Linked DNA regions of Homo sapiens: region 1 is linked to region 2. Evidence: read pairs that join two places in POLR2A ChIA-PET (ENCODE). Cell type or tissue: MCF 10A. All regions are shown on one strand. Each heading gives the region's core, and the rest is flanking DNA. Links, peaks and the distances in the headings are about the cores only.

What was found. ChIA-PET counts read pairs that join two places held together with the same protein. Peaks named below come from ENCODE experiments on the same cell type or tissue, not always from the same donor. Only the 100,000 strongest peaks of a DNase experiment are listed, where the experiment ranks them.
Region 1: POLR2A ChIA-PET joins it to region 2 with 7 read pairs; 3 of 35 experiments call an interaction of 5 or more read pairs at or near these places.

What each region holds. Positions count from the first base shown.
Region 1 is chr12:64,130,045-64,140,542 of GRCh38, reverse strand. The region is part of intron 21 of SRGAP1 (SLIT-ROBO Rho GTPase activating protein 1); the gene reads right to left. LOC105369798 (a long non-coding RNA gene) reads left to right here and starts at 9,811. Exons shown (of 2, transcript XR_945018.2): 1 at 9,811-10,369. In MCF 10A, for the core only: no CTCF peak of the experiment used is centred there; a DNase peak (open chromatin) is centred at 6,072.
Region 2 is chr12:63,852,905-63,863,402 of GRCh38, reverse strand. The region is part of intron 1 of SRGAP1 (SLIT-ROBO Rho GTPase activating protein 1); the gene reads right to left. Among named protein-coding and RNA genes, the nearest start is that of SRGAP1, 13 kb to the right of the region's middle. In MCF 10A, for the core only: no CTCF peak of the experiment used is centred there; no DNase peak of the experiment used is centred there.

The DNA.
Region 1 (10,498 bases), core at 1,586-9,585, 280 kb before region 2:
AACAGAGAGCCAAATCATGAGTGAACTCCCATTCACAATTGCTTCAAAGAGAATAAAATACCTAGGAATCCAACTTACAAGGGATGTGAAGGACCTCTTCAAGGAGAACTACAAACCACTGCTCAAGGAAATAAAAGAGGATACAAACAAATGGAAGAACATTCCATGCTCATGGGTAGGAAGAATCAATATCGTGAAAATGGCCATACTGCCCAAGGTAATTTACAGATTCAATGCCATCCCCATCAAGCTACCAATGACTTTCTTCACAGAATTGGAAAAAACTACTTTCAGGTTCATATGGAACCAAAAAAGAGCCCGCATCACCAAGTCAATCCTAAGCCAAAAGAACAAAGCTGGAGGCATCACACTACCTGACTTCAAACTATACTACAAGGCTACAGTAACCAAAACAGCATGGTACTGGTACCAAAACAGAGATATAGATCAATGGAACAGAACAGAGCCCTCAGAAATAACGCCACATATCTACAACTGTCTGATCTTTGACAAACCTGAGAAAAAGAAGCAATGGGGAAAGGATTCCCTATTTAATAAATGGTGCTGGGAAAACTGGCTAGCCATATGGAGAAAGCTGAAACTGGATCCCTTCCTTACACCTTATACAAAAATCAATTCAAGATGGATTAAAGACTTAAACATTAGACCTAAAACCATAAAAACCCTAGAAGAAAACCTAGGCATTATTATTCAGGACATAGGCATGGGCAAGGACTTCATGTCTAAAACACCAAAAGCAATGGCAACAAAAGACAAAATTGACAAATGGGATCTAATTAAACTAAAGAGCTTCTGCACAGCAAAAGAAACTACCATCAGAGTGAACAGGCAACCTACAAAATGGGAGAAAATTTTCGCAACCTACTCATCGGACAAAGGGCTAATATCCAGAATCTACAATGAACTCAAACAAATTTACAAGAAAAAAACAAACAACCCCATCAAAAAGTTGGCGAAGGACATGAACAGACACTTCTCAAAAGAAGACATTTATGCAGCCAAGAAACACATGAAAAAATGCTCATCATCACTGGCCATCAGAGAAATGCAAATCAAGTTTTTCAACTTTTATGATAAAAGTTTAAATTTAGATACTGCAATAATTTCTCAAGAAATAAATACAATAGGAATAAAAAATCTGGCTTCATTCATTCATTCAACAAATTTTTGAGCACTTACTACACACTTGACTAATTCCAAGAAGTTCTTCGAAATTCAGTTTAAGTCTTCCCCTGATACAGTTTTCCAGTGGATCTCACTGAAAGTGGTACTGTCTCCTATGGGGCATTTTTGTAATATGATGTATGTGTGTGGTTTTTAATGTCACAATAACAAGGCTGCATTATTGGCAGCTGATGGGCAGGGTCAGACATATTAGGTATCTTGCCTTGGTGAGTTTACATGTAGTGAATTTTCCTGCACCTTGTTCAACTTTTGAATGTCCTCCAGACATTTATATAGGTGAAAATTGTTAAGAACCTGAGCCTAGAACCTCTTTTTCTAATATATAAACATAAAATATTTTTTAGATGGTGTTAAATTTTTTAGGAATGTTATTGTTTTAGAAAGTTATTTTTTGTTTTGATTGGAACAGTATGACCAAGGGTTGTTCACCATTTTGGAGAAATATTATCACTAATGGAAGCTCTTTTCATGGAATTTGAGTTAACTCAATTAACTGAATACTCTCATATCAACATGCATTTTTAATTATTGCATTTATGGAAACTCTACCATGTAGGTGAAAGCATCACTACCTCATTTGTCTTCTAGTGTAGTCAGTAATTAATTGAAATACATTTAATTGTTTTAATATCAATTTCCCTTTATTTTTATTTTATATTCTATTTAGAGATTTATATATATTTTTTCAAAATAGATATATCAATCAATTTATTTCAGATAGCCAGGCGTGGTGGCACACGCCCAGCTACTCTCAAGGCTGAGGCAGGAGAATTGCTTGAACCCAGGAGATGGAGGTTGCAATGAGCCGAGATGGCGCCACTTCACTCCTTCACTCCAGCCTGGGTGACAGAGTGAGACTCCATCTCCAAAAAAAAAAAAAAAAAAAAAAAGTCAATTTATTTCAGATAGTAAAAGGGGGGAAGTTACAATAAATTTGTTTCAAAAAGGTGGAGTGTGCCCCATCAACAGATGGATAAACAAAATGTGGTATATACATACAAAAAAATTTAAATTATGAAAACTTCCCTTAAAGGGAAATAAGTCCTACCGCATGCTACAGCATGTGTAAACCTTGAGGACATTACACTAAATGAAATGAGCCAGTCACAAAAAATACAAATACTGTATGATTGCACTTATATGCAGTAACTAAAGGAGTCCAATTCATAGAAACAAAAAGTAGAATGGTGGTTGTCAGGGACTGGAGGAGGGTGAAATGGGAGCTGTTTAATGTGTACAGAGTTTTGGTTTTGTGAGACGAACACAGTCTGGAGAGATGTTTCACAACAATGTGAATATACTTTTCTGAACTATACATTTAAAAATGGTTAAGATTGTCAATTTTATTATTTTTTATATATATATATATATATATTTTTTTTTTAAGCACAATTAAGAAAGAAAAAGGCAGAGTGTTGTGTGAGATGGTGGAGAACCACTGCCCTGGTGACTGAAATATCTCTTCCTGACATATTCCCAGGGCTTCTCCCACTCATCTGGAGCATACCCCTCATGGCACGGTTTAATGGTAACTGATTTCCCTATTCATTTCCATGACTAGATTGAATGTGAGCACTTTGAGGCTGCGGCTATTGTTTAATTTTGTTTGCATAAAACCTAGTGTGAGACATGGCATACAGTAAATGCTCAATAAAGATTTGCTAAATGAATAATCTAAGATCCTGATATTAAATCACTGTCTCCAATAATGAATAAACCAAGACACGATGATTATGTATGGATGTGGTAGTCTTTTGAAAAATCTCCATTAGGCATTCCATTAATTTGCTTAATAAAATAATCTGCATTTTTTTAATGAACACCTTGATGGCATGCTCACTTGTCCCCATGGGAAAATCTGAAGGCTAAAGATGGAAAGATAAAAAACAAATCTGGAAGACATTTTACGAGGGTGACATCACTTTTCAAGTTATTACTTTCATATGTGATTTCCATTTGTGGCTAAACATATGGATTTTTTTTTTTACAAGTATTTACCTCAGAGACATGTGCAGAGCCTAGTCATCTGTTGAGTTTTTGTTTTTATAATTTACATTTTTTTTTTTTTGAGACGGAGTCTCACTGTGTCACCTAGGCTGGAATGCAATGCAATACTGTGATCTCGGCTCACTGCGACCTCCGCCTCCTGGGTTCAAGTGATTCTCATGCCTCAGCCACCCGAGTAACTCAGATTACAGATGCCTGCCACCATGCCCAGCTAATTTTTTTATTTTTTGTAGAGACAGGGTTTCACCATGTTGGCCAGGCTGGTCTCAAACTGCTGACCTCAAGTGATCCATGCGCCTCAGCCTCCCAAAGTGCTGGGATTACAGGCATGAGTCACTGTGCCTGGCCTGTTTTTATAATTTACAATTTAAAAAATTTCCTGATTCTAGAAGTCAAAGGGTTAAACAGACCTTATATGCCTTCCTACCTCCAAGCACCTAAATCCCTGTCTCTCTAACCCAAATTATGTTTCACCTGCTTATTATAAGCAGTGATGTTATAAGTTTCTCAAATCATTAAATTCAGCTATAGTAAAATATTGCTGGTTGTAAGTATGCCTCAAAGGGCCTTGCATAGCACTCTAAACAGAAAAAAATAAAACAGTCAAAGCCTTTTTGATTTTTGCTGAGAAGTTGCTGTACACTTAAAATTGCGTTAATTTTTAAAAAACACATTAAACTTCTCACAATCTAATTTGCTATCCAAAATTCTTTTTAGTTAGAACACTCAAAATAGCTTGGACATTTGTCATATTGGGGCCGGATTCCTTGGGTACTTTTTATTAAAAATAACCCATCTTTAATCCTTTTCCATGTTTCATTCATTTCTCATTCACTCTTTTTTGAAATCTACTTAGTTTTTAAACTTCAGTGATAGCTGGAAGTTGCCTTTTAGATTATTCAAATGGTAATCCCTGAATCTATTAACCTCTTTTCTCACTGATTATAAACATACATATATTTGGAGACAGGGTCTTGGTCTGTCACCCTGGCTGGAGTGCAGTAAGACAATCATAACTCACTGCAGCCTCCAACTCCTGGGCTCAAGCAACTCTCTCGCCTCAGCTTCCAAAGTACCTGGGATTGCAGACATGCACCACCACTCTTAGTGTGATGGTTAATACTGAGTGTCAACTTGATTGAAGGATGCGAAGTATTAATCCTGGGTGTATCTGTGAGGGTGTTGCCAAAGGACATTAACATTGGAGTTAGTGGGCTGGGGAAGGCAGACCTACCCCTAATCTGGATGGGCACCATCTAATCAGATGCCAGCGAATATAAAGCAAACAGAAGAACGTGAAAAGGTTAGACTGGCCTAGCCTCCCAGCCTACATCTTTCTCCCATGCTGGATGCTTCCTGCTCTTAAACATCAGACTCCAAGTTCTTCAGTTTTGGAACTTGGACCGACTCCTTGCTCCTCAGCCTGCAGACGGCTTATTGTGGGACCTTGTGATTGTGTGAGTTAATAATAAACTCACCTTTATATGTATATGTATTCCATTAATTCTGTACCTCCAGAGAGCCCTGACTAATACAGGTTTTGGTACCAGGAGTGGTTCTAGAGGGACAGAATATTAAGGATGGAGTTCTTTCATTGATTTTGGGGCTTCTGCTTTATATGATTAGACCAAAAAATACTAAGGACTTTACTTCTAATAGGATGGAGAACACTGATAGTTCTTGGTGTGAACTGTTTAGAGAGTTATGCAAAATACGTGCATTTGACACTCCTGATTCATCGCTCGTGAGAGGCAAGGAGTTTAGTGACTCCGTACATAATACATTTGTATGGAGTATTATGTAGAGAACCAAGGAACATAGTGAAGCTGGTTGGTTGTTCCTAAGTTCAGTGGACAAAGTGATGAAAAAAAATGATGAACTCAAGGATTCTATCTCCTGGCTTCAGAAGCAGATACTGAACCTCAAATCTGCTAAGACTGCCCTGAGTGTGAGTCTTATCTCCCACAGATAAAGAACTAAAATTATGGAGAACCAGACACGAGTTCTTATGCAAGTCGCTGACCTGCAATGAAAGATACATGCACAGCCTCACCAGGTGTCTACTGTTAAAGTGAGGGCATTGATTAGAAAAGAATGGGACCCTGCAACTTGGAATGGGGATGTGTGGGAGGACCCTGATGAAGCTGGGGGCACTGAGTTTGTAAACCCTGATGAACCTTTTTTGCCAGAAGAAACAGCTTCCCTATCCCCAGTAGCGGCAACATCCCCTCCCTGACCCATGCTGCCATCAGCCTTTCCACCTTTGTCTGAGGAGATAAACCCTGTGCTGCCTGAGGCAATGGTGATGGCCTCCCATGAGGCAGCTGCCAGGCAAGATAATGTTGACTCTCCTCAGGAGCCACCTCCAACACTTCTGTTTGCTTCTAGACCTGTAACTAGACTAATATCCCGGCAGGCCCCTGGAGGTGAGGTTGAGAGTGTGACCCATGAAGAGGTGTGCCACACTAGAAAAGAACTGCTTGAGTTTTCTAATTTATATAAATAGAAATCTGGATAACAGGCATGGGAATGGATATTAATGGTGTGGGATAATGGTAGATGGAACATAGAGTCAGATCAGGCTGAATTTATTGATTTGGGCCCATTAAGTAGGAGCTCTGCATTTAATGTTGCAGCTCGGGGAGTTAAAAAAGGTTCTAATAGTTTATTTGCTTGGTTAACTGAAATATGGATTGAAAGATGGCCCACTGTGAGCACTGTGAGTGAGCTGAAAATGCCTGCTCTCCCTTGGTTTAATGTAGAGGAAGGGATCCAAAGGCTTAGGGAGATTGGGATGGTGGAGTGGATTAGTCACTTTAGACTTACTCATCCCAGCTGGGAGAGTCCTTGACCAATGCCTTGCAAAACAGATTTGTGAGAGCAGCACTTGCATCTTTTTTTTTTTTTTTGAGATGGAGTCTTGCTGTGTCGCTCAGGCTAGAGTGCAGTGGCGCAATCTTGGCTCACTGCAAGCTCTGCCTCCCGGGTTCACGCCATTCTCCTGCCTCAGCCTCCCAAGTAGCTGGGACTACAGGCACCCACCACCACTCCCAGCTAATTTTTTAGATTTTTAGTAGAGACGGGGTTTCACCATGTTAGCCAGGATGGTCTCAATCTCCTGACCCCGTGATCTGCCTGCCTTGGCCTCCCAAAGTGCTGAGATTATAGGCATGAGCCACCGCACTTGGCCAGCACTTGCATCTTTGAAGAGCCCTGTAATTGCTGTTCTCTGTATGTCAGATCTAACGGTGGGAACCACAGTCACTCAACTACAAAATTTAAATACAATGGAGATAATTGGATCCCAAGGTAGCAGGAGCCAAGTGGCAACACTCAATCATCAAAGGCAAGGCGACACTCAATCATCAAAGGCAAGGTGGGCATAGCTACAGTAATGCACAGCAGAGGCAAAGCAGCAAGCAGAATAGTCTGACTCGTGTAGAACTCTGGCATTGGCTAATTAATCACGTTGTTCCTAAAAGTGAAATTGATAGGAAGCCTACTGCATTCCTACTTAATTTACACAAGCAGAAAACTTCTAGGTTGGATGGACAAAAGACTAATTTGAATTATGAAAACAGAGAATCATGGCCCCTCAATCAATTTCCAGACTTGACCCAGTTTACAGACCCAGAACCCCTTGAATGAAGAGGAGGCCAGGTCCCTTTGAGGAAGGACCCCGCTATATTACTGACAATTTATGCAGTGAATCTTTATCCCATCCTTCCCCAAGGGGACCTCCAGCCTTTTACCAGGGTAACTGTGTAATGGGGAAAGGGAAATGATCAGACATTTTGGGGACTAATGGACACTGGCTCTGAGCTGACACTGATTCCAGGGGACCCAAAATGTCGTTGTGGTGCTCCAGTTAAAGTAGTGGCTTGTGGAGGTCAGGTAATTAATGGAGTTTTAGCTCAGGTCTGACTTACAGTGAGTCTAATGGGTCCCCAGACTTCTCCTGTGGTCATTTCCCCAGTGCCAGAATGCATAATTGGCACAGACATACTTAGCAGCTGGCAGAACCCCCACATTGGCTCTGGACTGGTAGGGTGGGGGCTATTATGGTGGGAAAGGCCAAATGGAAGCCATTAGAGCAGGCTTTACCTAGAAAAATAGTAAATTAAAAACAATATTGCATCCCTGGAGGGACTGTAGAGATTAATGCCACCATCAAGGACTTGAAAGATGCAGGGGTGGTGATTCCCACCACATCCTCATTCAACTCTCCCATTTGGCCTGTGCAGAAGACAGATGGATTCTGGAGAATGACAGTGGATTATTGTAAGCTTAACCAAGTGGTGACTCCAAGTGCAGCTGCTGTACCAGATGTGGTTTCATTGCTTGAGCAAATTAACACATCTCCTGGTATGTGGATTGGAGCCACTGACTTGGAAAATGCCTTTTTCTCCATTCTTGTCCATAAGGCCCACCAGAAGTAATTTGCTTTCAGCTGGCAAGGCCAGCAATATACCTTTACTGTCCTACCTCAGGGGTATAGCAACTCTCTGGCTTTGTGTCATAATCTTACTCGGAGAGACCTTGATTGCTTTTTGCTTCCGCAAGATATTACACTGGTCCATTACATTGATGACATTATGCTGACTGGATCCAGTGAGCAAGAAGTAGCAAACACACTGGACTTATTGGTGAGACATTTGTGTGCTAGAGGATGGGAAATAAATCTGACTAAAATTCAGGGACCTTCTACCTCAGTAAAATTTTTAGAGGTCCAGTGGTGTGGGGCCTATCAAGATATTCCTTCTAAGATGAAGGATAAGTTGCTGCGTTTGGCCCCTCCTGCAAACAAGAAAGAGGCACAACGCCTAGTGGGCCTATTTGGATTTTGGAGGCAACACGTTCCTCTTTTGGGTGTGTTACTCTGGCCCATTTATCGAGTGACTCAAAAGGCTGCCAGTTTTGAGTGGGGTCCAGAACAGGAGAAGGCTCTGCAACAGGTCCAGGCTGCTGTGCAAGCTGCTCTGCCACTTGGGCCATATGACCCATCAGATCCAATGGTGCTTGAGGTGTCAGTGGCAGATAGGGATGCTGTTTAGAGCCTTTGGCAGGCCCCCATAGGTGAATCACAGCGGAGGCCTCTAGGATTTTGGAGCAAGGCCCTGCCTTCTTCTGCAGATAACTGCTCTCCTTTTCTTTTTGAGATGGAGTCTCTGTCTGTCACCCAGGCTGGAGTGCAGTGGCGTGATCTTGGCTCACTGCAACGTCACCTCTCTGGTTCAAATGATTCTTCTGCCTCAACCTCCCGAGTAGTTGGGACTACAGGCGTGTGCCACCACACTTGGCTAATTTTTGCATTTTTAGTAGAGATCGGGTTTCACCATATTGGTCAGGCTGGTCTTGAACTCCTGACCTCGTGATCTACCCGCCTTGGCTTCCCAAAGTGCTGGGATTACAGGCATGAGCCACTGCGCCTGGCCAACTACTCTCCTTTTGAGAGACAGCTCTTGGCCTGTTACTGGGCTTTGGTGGAAACTGAACGTTTGACCATGGGTCATCAAGTCACCATGCAACCTGAACTGCCTATTATGAACTGGGTGCTTTCTGACACATCTAGCCATAAAGCGGGTCGTGCACAGCAGCATTCCATCATCAAATGGAAGTGGTATATATGTGATCGAGCTCATGCAACTCCTGAAGGCATAAGTTACATGAGGAAGTGGCTCAAATGCCCAGGCTGCACTGATGGCCTCATGGGGAGTTCCCTATGATCACTTGACAGAGGAAGAGAAGACTAGGGCCTGGTTCACAGACGGTTCTGCATGATATGCAGGCACCACCCGAAAGTGGACAGCTGCAGCACTACAGCCCCTTTCTAGGACATCCCTGAAGGACAGTGGTGAAGGGAATCTTTCCCAGTGGGCAGAACTTCGAGCAGTGCACCTGGCTGTGCACTTTGCATGGAAGGAGGAATGGCCAGATGTGTGATTATACACTGATTCGTGGACTGTAGCCAATGGTTTGGCTGGATGGTCAGGGACTTAGAAGAAGTATGATTGCAAAATTGGTGACAAATTTGTGGAAGAGGTATGTGGATGGACCTCTCTGAGTGGTCAAAAACTGTGAAGATATTTGTATACCATGTGAGTACTCACCAACGGGTGACCTCAGCAGAGGAGGATTTTGATAATCAAGTGGATAGGATGAGCCATTCTGTGGACACCATTCAGCCTCTTTCCCCAGCCACCCCTGTTCTTGCTCAATGGGCCCATGAACAAAGTGGCCATAGTGGCAGGGATGGAGGTTACTCATGGGCTCAGCAACATGGACTTCCACTCACCAAGGCTGACCTGGCTATGGCCACTGCTTAGTGCTCAATTTGCCAGCAGCAGAAGCCAACACAGCCCTCGATATGGCACCATTCCTCAGGGTGATCAGCCAGCTACCTGGTGGCAGGTTGATTACACTGGACCTCTTCCATCATGAAAAGGGCAGAGGTTTGTCCTCACTGGAATAGACAGTTACTCCGGATATGGGTTTGCCTATCCTGCACACAATGCTTCTGCCAAGACTACCATCTGTGACTCATGGAATGCCTTATCCACCATGATGGTATTCCACACAGCATTACCTCTGACCAAGGCACTTACTTTATGGCTAAAGAAGAGTGGCAGTGGGCTCATGCTCATGGAATTCATGGGTCTTACCATGCTCCCTATCATCCTGAAGCAGCTGGATTGACAGAATGGTGGATTGGTCTTGTGATGTCACAATTGCAACACCAACTAGGTGACAATACTTTGCAGGGCTGGGGCAAAGTTCCCCAGAAGGCTGTGTATGCTCTGAATCTGTGTCCAATACATGGTGCAGTTTCTCCCATAGCCAGGATTCACGGGTCCAGGAATCAAGAGGTGGAAGTGGAAGTGGCACCATTCATCATTATCCCTAGTGACCCCCTAGCAACATTTTTACTTCCTGTTCCCGCGACATTATGTTCTGCTGGCCTAGAGGTCTCAGTTCCAGAGGGAGGAATGTGCCACCAGGAGACACAGCAACAATGCCATTGAGTTAAGATTGCCACCTGGACACTTTGGGCTCCTCCTACCTTTAAGGCAACAGACTAAGAAGGGAGTTACAGTGTTGGCTAAGGTGACTGACTCAGACTATCAAGATGAAATCAGTCGACTACTCCACGATGCAGGTAAAAAAGAGTGTGCATGGAATACAGGAGATCCATTAGGGCGTTTCTTAGTATTACCACGCTCTGTGATTAAGGTCAATGGGAAACTACAATAGCCCAATCCAGGCAGGACTACAAATGGCCCAGACC
Region 2 (10,498 bases), core at 1,673-9,672:
TACTTGGGAGGCTGAGGTATGAAAATTGCTTGAACCCAGGAGGCAGAGGTTGCAGTGAACCCAGATCATGCCACTGCACTCCAGCCTGGGCGATAAGGTAAGACACTGTCTCAAAAAAAAAAAAAAGAAAAAAAAAGAGCAACCTTTTGAAAAGAGCAACCATTTGAAAAGGCATTCATTCCTTTTTTGTAATACTGTACTCAGAAAACTCTTCTCTAAGAGACACAAAAACTAACAAATTTTCTTTTCTAAATCTCAAAACCTACCAGCTTTCTGTGCCGCATCATTATCAAGCAATGTCTCCACTGTCTGTCATGAAGTAAATAAAAGTGAAAACTTGTCACAGCCAAAGAAATGGTGAGCAAATTAATCAAGCCCTGGGGTCAGCCAAAGAAAACATTCCTCGCCTTTTCTAGTGCAAGTTTCTAAAAAGGTGCTCTTTTTCCCTACCTCTCCTCTAAGAACAGGGAATGGGCAGAACTCAGTCCTGCAGCAATGATCAAATCTCTCATTCACTGAGTTCTGGAATCTCCCCTGGTGCTTGAGGATTATAATTCAACTAAATGGTACTTGAACTGTGGTAATCAATATGAGCAGAAGGATAAAGCCATCACTTTCAAAGAAAACTTTGTGAACGGCATTGAGAAGACATCAAAAGAAATACACAGCGCCATTACATATGTAAAACAAGATGAGCAAACGGATGTCTTCCTGCTCCTTCTCCTTGGTAAATACTGTTCCAAAGCTGAATTCCACTGGTGAAAACATGCTAATTTCACAGCCAGACTAAAATCTGGATATCTTCAGAAGTGAAAAAGGTCTGACTTAAGATAAGCAGACACCTTTGTTCTATCTTAGTTGCTGGAGGTCTGTGAGAAGGAGCTGTTTGCATAAGCCGCACCTTCAGAATAATAAAAGTCAAGGGCAAAAGTCCATGTCTTCCACAGACCAACTGAGAAGGGAGTCAGAAATGACAGTCCAGTAACTGTGACATCTAATGCTTTAAGAACTGCTGGAATGTTTGTAAATGCTCGTCTTGTGCCAAGTTGGCTGTGACACCAAAAAGCCTGCAGGGTGGCACCTCCCCCGCAGGGCCTAGTGTCATAGGTCTCCACAGCCAGCCTTGGAGTAGGAAAGAATCACAAGGGATAATTTTCCTTAAACTACTACCTTTGCTGCATCTCACTAGTTTTGATATGTAAAGAATTAAGTTCTAAAAATGTTTTAATTTTCATAATAATTTCTTCTTTGACTCATGAGGTGTGTGTGTATAAATTTTTTTTGAGATGGAGTTTCACTCATCGCCCAGACTAGAATGCAGTGGCGTGATCTCGGCTCACTGCAACCTCCTCCTCCTGGGTTCAAGCAGTTCTCCTGCCTCAGCCTCCTGAGTAGCTGGGATTACAGGCATGCGCCACCACACCTGGCTAATTTTTGTGTTATTAGCAGAGACGGGGTTTACCATGTCGGCCAGGCTGGTCTCAAACTCCTGACCTCAGGTGATCCACCCACCTCATCCTCCCAAAGTGCTGGGATTACAGGCGTGAGCCACTGCGCCAGGCCAATTTTTAAATTTTTTATAGAGACAGTGCCTCACTATGTTGCCCAGGCTGGTTTCAAATTCCTGGACTCAAGCAATTGACCCATCTCAGCCTCCCAAAGTGTTGGGATTACGGAATAAGCCACCACTCCTGGCCTAAAACATATTTTTAAACAGGTCATGAGTCACAGAAATAATAATCATGGAAATTAGAAAATACACAGAGCTGAAAGATAAAAACACTACATATAAAAATTTATGCCTGGCTGGGTGCAGTGGTTCATGCCTGTATTCCTAGCACTTTGGGAGGCAGAGGCAGGCAGATCACTTGAGGTCAGGAGTTCAAGGCCAGCCTGGCTAACATGGTGAAACCCTGTCTCTACTGAAAATACTAAAATTGGTGGGTATGGTGGTGGGTGCCTATAATCCTAGCTACTCCAGAGGTTGAGGTATGAGAATCGCTTGATCCTGGGAGGCGGAGGTTGCAGTAAGCTGAGAATGTGCCACTGCACTCCAGCCTGGGCAACAGAGCAAGACTTTGCCTCAAAAAAAAAAAAAAATATATATATATATATGCCTACCATCCCTTTGTGAGGCTAAGCTGGGCAGATTGCTTGAGCTCAGGAGTTCAAGACCAGCCTTGGTAACATAGTGAATCCCTGTCTCTATTAAAAAAAAAAAAAAATTACAGAATGCAGGTAAAGCAGTACTTAGAGGAAATTTTACAACCTTTTATTTTTATATCAGAAAAGAAAAATAATAACTGAGAAATTAAATAAAAAACTTTAAAAATAATAACTGAGAAAATAAATACAAACCTTAAAAAGGTTCAGCAAATAAAGACCCATGAGAAAAGTAAAAGGGCCAGGCTTGGCGGTCTGCGCCTGCACTCCCAGTTACTCAAGAGGCTGAAGTGAGAGCATTACTTGAGCCCAGGAGTTCCAGGCTATAATGCACAATGATTACACCTGTGAAAAGCACTGCACTCCAGTCTGGGCAACAAAGCGAGACCCTTTCTCTTTAAAAAAAAAAAAGAGGGCAAGAAAGAGAGAAATGAAGAAAAAGGAAGAGTATAATAGGATAAACTAATGAAACAGAAAATACAATACAGTAAATCAATAAAGCAAAAACCTAGTTCTTTGAAAAGACTAATAAACATACTTCTGGCAAGTCAATCAATGAAAAAAGAGAGAATATATACACAGACATTTGTTATTAACAGAAAAGAGGCCTAATTGAAAATAATGCAGAGATTAAGACGATAAAAGGATGCTGTAAACAATTTTATGTCAGTTAATCAGAAAATTTGAACACAATGAGATTTTTTTCTCCTTGATGAAAATGTGAGACCCAGATGACTTTGCAGATGAGTTCTACTAAACATTTAAGAGTCAGATAATTCCAATCTAACATGAACTCCTGCAGAAAACAGAAAAAGGGGAAACAACCTCCAACTAATTTCAAACACTATTACTCTCAGTTCATAATGTAATTATATTAAAAGGAAAAAATAAAATAGTCTTATGTATCTGTTTAAAAAATGTAAATACCAGGCTGGGCATGGTGGCTCACACCTGTAATCCCAGCACTTTGGGAGTCCAAGGCAGGCAAATTGCTTGAGCTCAGGAGTTTGAGACAAGCCTGAGCAACATGGTGAAACCCTGTCTCTACCAAAAATACAAAAAATTAGCCAGGTGTGGTGGTGCATGCTTGTGGTCCCAGCGACCTACTCAGGAGGCTGAGGTGGGAGGACTGCTTGAGCCCAGGAGGCAGAGGTTGCAGTGAACCAAGATCACGCCACTGCACTTTAGCCTGGGCAGCACAGTTAGACCCCATCCCAGAAAAATAAAAGGAAATACCATATATTTACACACACACACCTCATGAGTCAAAGAAGAAATTATTATGAAAATTAAAACATTTTTAGAACTTAATTCTTTACATATCAAAACTAGTGAGATGCAGCAAAGGTAGTAGTTTAAGGAAAATTATCATGAATATTTATTAGGGAAGAAAAGATGCCTTTCTTAGGGTTAACGCTTACATTAGAAGAAACAGTCATATTAGAAAGAATGATTATATTAGAAAAGGAATTGTATTCCATTTCATGCTGATGTTAAAAAGAGGAAAAGGTGTTTATGTTAGAAGTGTTACATTTTAAAAGATGCTTACATTCTAAATACTTATATTAGTAATAGCGTTTATATTATAGAAAATAACTGTATTATCTTAAGTGCTTATATTAGAAAATAAGGATAAAAAAGAATGAGCTATGTGTTCAACTTAAGAAAATAGGTAAAGAACAATAAATTCAATGAAAATGAAAACGATGATAGTAAAGATAAGAGCAGAAATTCACAAAACAGAGAAGAAAAACCAACAGAAACAGATAAACTAGCCAGGTGCAGAGGTTCACACCTGTAATCCCAGCACTTTAGGAGGCTGAGGCGAGTGTATCATTTGAGGCCACGAGTTCAAGACCAGCCTGTTCAACATGGTGAAACCCCATCTCTACTAATTATACAAAAATTAGCCAGGAGCCAGGCATGGTGGTGCATACCTGTAATCCCAGCTACTTGGGAGGCTGAGGCACCAAAATCACTTGAACTGGGAGGTGGCGGTTGCAATGAGCCACTGAATGCCAGCCTGGATGACAGAGTAAGACCTCGTCTCAAAAAAGACAAACTACTTTAAGATTCAGCAAGAAAAGGCAAAAATAAATATTTTTAAATAATATATTTTTAATTCATTACAGATCAGCCTATGTTTTTAAAATAAGAGAATACTATCATCAGTATTATTTCAATACATTTTAAATCTTATACAGAATGAATACATTTCTAGAAAAATATAATTTATCGGCCAGGCACAGTGGCTCACGCCTGTAATCCCAGCACTTTGGGAGGCCGAGGCGGGTGGATCACCTGAGGTCAGGAGTTCCAGACCAGCCAGGCCAACATGGCAAAACCCTGTCTCTACTAAAAATACAAAAATTAGCTGGGCATGGTGGCACGCACCCGTAAACCCAGCTACTTGGGAGGTTGAGGCAGGAGAATCGCTTGAACCCAGGAGGCAGAGGTTGTAGTGAGCAGATTGCGCCATTGCACTCCAGCCTGGCAACAAGAGCGAAACTCCATCTCAAAAAAAGAAAAGTATAATTTATCAAAACTGACATGAGAAGAAATACACAGCACAAATAATCCTGTAACTAATAAAATGATTAACTACTGATTAGCAGTTTAAAAATTATTCATACAAGGAAACTAATTAGACTCAGATAAACAGTTCTACTGAACTCTCAATGAAAGAAATATTTCAAAGTTTCAAAATCTTCCACAAAATAGCCTCACTCACGCTGTGAGGCTAGTATAACAGATTCGTGGTCAGGCTTGATGGCTCTATGCCTGTAATCCCAGCACTTTGAAAGGCCGAGGCAGGAGGATTGTTTGAGCCCAGGAATTCTCTGAGTCCAGGAATTCAAGACCAGCCTGGGCAGCAAAGTGAAGCCCCATCTCCCCACCCTCCCCTCCAAAAAAAAAACATAGACAGCGACATTATTAAAAAGTAAAATCATAGGTCTGTTTTTTTCCCAAGAATTTAAAGACAAAAATACTAGATATTAGCAAACTGAATCCAACGGTGTATACAGACAGACAGACACACACACACACACACACACCACACACAAAATACAACGAAGATAGCCTTAATGCAAAGAAGGTTAAATATTAGGAAATCTATAAATATTACTCATCACATTAACAGAGTAAAGAAGAAAAAACATAATATCAACAGATTCAAAAAGAAAAAGAAGGTAACATTCAACCACCTATTAATGATTAAAACTTCAAGTAAGCAAAGAATACAAAAGATTTGCACTTTACCTATTAAAGAGTATCTATAATAAACTGAAAACAACCATCATTCTTCAAGGGAGGAGGGGCCTGAAAGCATTCCTTTCTCAATGGAAAACAAGAATGCCAAGGTTGGCACTTTCACTAATTTTGTACTGGAAATTCTGCCTAGGGCAAAAATATAAGAAAAATAAATCCATAGGGCTTATAAATGAGAAAATAAAATCATCTTTATTTATAAATAATGAGTGTTTTTTTTACCAAACAAGGGAAAAAATTCTTTGAAATAGCAGACTAGCAAAGTGGCTATGTAAAAGTAAACTGCAGCCAGGCACGGTGGCTCATGCCTGTAATCCCAGCACTTTGGGAGGCCAAGGCGGGTGGATCACTTGATGTCTGGAGTTTGAGATCAGCCTGGCCAACATGGTGAAACCCTGTCTTTACTAAAAATACAAAAAAAGTTGCCAGGTATGGTGGTGCACACCTGTAATACCAGCTACTTTGGAGGCTGAGGCAGGAGAATTGCTTAAACATGGGAGGCGGAGGTTGCAGTGAGCCGAGACCATGCCACTGCACTCCAGCCTGGGTGACAGAGCAAGACTTCGTCTCAAAAAAAAAAAGTAAATTGCAGACCAGGTGTGGTGGCTCACACCTGTAATCCCAGCACTTTGGGAGGCCAAGGTGGGTGAATCATCTGAGGTCGGGAGTTCGAGACCAGCCTGGCCAACATGGAGAAATCCCATCTCTACTAAAAATACAAAATTAGCTGGGCGTGGTGGAGCATGCCTGTAATCTTAGCTACTTGGGAGGCTGAGGCAAGAGAATCGCTTGAACCCAGGAGGCGGAGGTTGCAGTGGGCCGAGATCACGCCAGTGCACTCCAGCCTGGGTAAGCGAAACTCCATCTCAAAAAAAAAAAAAGCAGTAAATTGCATTTCTGCATAATAGAAAGTAGAAAACACTCTTGAAAGAGATCTCATGAACATTAGTCATAAAAATAGCATCCTGATATAAATCTAAACAAAAATATCAAAAGCATAAAACTTTACACAAAGATATTTTAAAACAACTAAATAAATGGAGGAATACTCATATTCACAGGTAGGAAGAACTAATATATAGATGCCAATTCTTCCCTAACTGATTTATAATTTCACGCAATTCCAATCAAAATGCCAATGTGTTTTCAATGGAAGGCCAACTAATTCTAAAATTTACTTGGAAGAGAAAGGAGCAAGATCAGAAGATACTTCTGAAAAAGAAGACAGAAGGAAGATTTAGCTTACCAGACATAAAGACTTATTACAAAGCTATAGTAGTTAAGATAGTGTGATTGGTATTGGTGCAAGAATAAATTAACCAACGGAACACAATAGAGTGTCCAAAAATAGAGTTTTGCGTATGTGAAACTTTCATCAAAACAGAAGCAGCTAGCATATCATTTCTTCAAAAAGACTATTAGCACATGGAACCCAAGAAAGGTCATTTAAATGAAAAGAACTTTAACAAAATTCCTAGCTCACACAAAATAAAAAACTTCAGATGAATTAAAAACATACGCCGAAAGCAAAATTTTACAACATTTAGAAGATGACACAGACAGGTATCTTCCTGACTTTAGAGTGGGGAAGGATTATTTAAACACCAAATATAAATAATTGATACATGTGAACAGATTAAAAATGAACAACTTCTATTTATTAAGAGGATCTTTTTATTTATTTATTTATTTATTTATTTATTTATTTATTTATTTAGAGACGGAGTTTCGCTCTTGTTGCCCAGGCTGGAGTGCAATGGTGCGATCTTGGCTCATCCCCACCTCCTGGGTTGAGATGATTCTCCTGCCTCAGCCTCCCAAGGAGCTGGGATTACCAGCGCCTGCCACCATGCCCAGCTAATTTTTGTATTTTTAGTAGAGATGGCGTTTCGCCATGTTGGCCAGGCTGATCTCAAATTCCTGACCTCAGGTGATCCACCTGCCTCAGCTTCCCAAAGTGCTGGGATTACAGGCATGAGCCACCAAGCCCAGCCTAGAGGATCTTTTTAAAAGTGAAAACACAAGCTACAGACTGGGAGCAGATATTTGCAACAGATATAACTGGCAAGAGACTAACATCACGAACATACTAAAACAAAACAAAACTCACAAATCAATAAGATATACACACCTACTGTGTACCCACAAAAATTAAAAATAAAAAGGAAGAGAAAATAATTCTGGCTGGGCATGGTGGCTCACGCCTGTAATCCCAGCACTTTGGAAGGCCAAGGAGGGCAATCACTTGAGCCCAGGAGTTCAAGACCAGCCTGGGCAACATGGTGGAACTCCGTCTCTACTAAAAAATACAAAAATCAGCCGGGTGTGGTGGTGCACGCCTGTAGTCCCTACTTGGGAAGCTGAGGCATGAGAATTGCCTGAACTTGGGAGGTGGAGGTTGCAGTGAGCCATAGAGATGGTGCCACTGCACCCTAGCCTGGCTGATAGAGTGAGACTCTCCCTCAAAAAAAAAAAAAAAAAAAAAAAAAAAAAAAACACCATTTTTCATGTTGACTGCTGCTTGTTCACCAAAATCTCTTCTTTCATGCTGTGACCATCAAGTTATAATTAGAAACAGGGCCATCCAGAGAGACTATATTTCCCAGCTTCCCTTGCAGCAAGATGTGGCCATGTAACTAAGTTCCCACTGGTTAAGTAAGTGGAAATTATGTGTACTAGTAAGGGCTGGGTTTGAAAACCGTGGACATGTGCTCCTTAAGGCTGATTTTCCTTCCTACAAGCTGAAACACTGAAATACTTAAAATCTGGTTTCAAAGAGTAGACAAGTTCATTTATCTAGGTAATGGCAGAACCACAAGATGGAAGGAAACTTAATAATGGGGCAAAGATGTCCTGCTGGCCTGGATTGGACATCTCCAGTCTGTTACCCGAGAAAGAAAAAAATCTCTCTAGTTTAAAGTCACTGTTTGGGGGGTTCTCTTTATTATAACAGCTTAGCCTCTTCTTTAACTAGCACATTGCTCAATGCTAAGTGTTTTTCAGGCTGTGGAACTCTCCTCCCCTGCTAATAAGAGAAAGGTTTGACATTACCTGGTAAAGATGAACATGCACATTCCCAGTGACCCAGCAAGTACACCTAGAGAAACTCTTCTTGTACGTATACATCAGGAGACACCTACAGCATTTTATACACTATTACTATTCATGATAGCAAAAAAACTATAAATAATTCAAATGTCATATAGAATGAATCAATAGCTTGTAGTATTTTTTATGCACTGGAATATTATGCACCAGAGAAAGCACACAGTGTGGCAGTGAAATTATAGTTGCATACATTAAGGTAGATTAATCTTAACATAATAATATTGAGTATAAAATTGAAGTCATAAGAATACATATTATTAATTTTTTATTAGGGAAAATTTCAAGCATATGCAAAAATAAAGAGAATAATATAATTAACCTCGTGCACCCACGGATTATCAATTCATTTTGTATTTTATCTGTATCCCTACGTATTTCTTCCCTCCCCAAGATTACTTTCAAGAAAATCCCAGATGTCCTAATTTCATCCATTATTACTCAGCATGTATCTTTAAAAGATAAAGATTTGTTATACATGCCAAAACACTACTATTCCAATTTTTAAAATTTACACCAATTCATCAATATTATTAAAAATTCAGAAAGTGTTCAAATGGCCCTATATTCTTGATATATGAATGCATCCTAATCAAAACTATAAAGAAAGCTACAAAATGACAGTAAAGCTTTACAGAAAACAAAGGAATTATTAATACTAAGAGTGGCAGTGGGAATGAAGGGAGATTTGCTAGGAAAGGGACATTCCATGGGGGTTTCTAAGGCACTGGTAATGTTTCTTTCTTAACCTGGGTGGCTAGCACTGAAGTATTCAAAGCTACTATTCTTTAAACTGTAAATAATCATTTTCTGTACCTGTTTGTATGTATATTTCACAAAGCAAGCAAGCAAAGAAGCAAGCTTGCTCTCCCAAACACACATGCCAACTAAGCTCAAAGCAAGGAAAAACCAAAGTATATAAATGAGTTGTAAACAAATGAGAAATTTGGTTGTCCCATGGACAAATCTGATTATCAGAGGTTCAATCCAGAGGCTAAGCTTTGCTTGGATTTACCTTGCCCACTCCTGTACTCAAGGAGGGTGGAGTTGAAAGTCAGATTCTTACATTTAGCCTGAAAATTTACCAAAGGCCAGGTATACTGTGGCCCAAAGACACAGAAAGTACTAACTATACTAAATAGGAAAGTTAAGCAGAAATTCCTCCTCCCGTGCATTGCAGCTTGTTTTGCACATACACAACTCAGTGTATCCCTCATGGTGCCCATGCAAAGCAATGGTGACTGGCTCACTGTAGGTGCTCAATACTGTTAGCTCTGGTTATGATTATCTTTAATTATTATTTCACCTTCCATTTTACAGTCTTTCTTCAATTATTATAAAAACAATTAACCACATCATAAAATGTTCTTCAAAAACCAGTGGTAAAGACTGCATAACATTGCATGTATACAGTTAGTTAACAATTTACCAGTGGAATTTAGTTAACCATTCCCCACTGTTGGACATTTAGAATGTTTCCAGCTGAGTGACTTTCTAAAGAAATTATAAACCATTTGAATTCAACTTAAAATTTTGTGGTAATAGGCCGGGTGCGGTGGCTCACACCTGTAATCCCAGCACTTTGGGAGGCCGAGGTGGGTGGATCACCTGATGTCAGGAGTTCGAGACCAGCCTGGCCAACATGGTGAAACCCCGTGTCTCCTAAAAATACAAAAAATTAGCCGGGCATGGTGGCGGGTGCCTGTACTCCCAGCTACTCATGAGTCTGAGGCAGGAGAATTGCTTGAACCCAGGAAACGGAGGTTGCAGTGAGCCAAGATCTTGCCATTGCACTCCAGCCTGGGCAACAAGAGTGAAACTCCATCTCAAAAAAAAAAAAAATTTTGCGGTAATACTTGTTTGGACATCCTAGATAATTCTGAATGATCACCATGCTTATTTGCAGTATAAAGGAATTATTATTCCAAATTATTCCTCTTCTCATGTAATAAATGTTTAA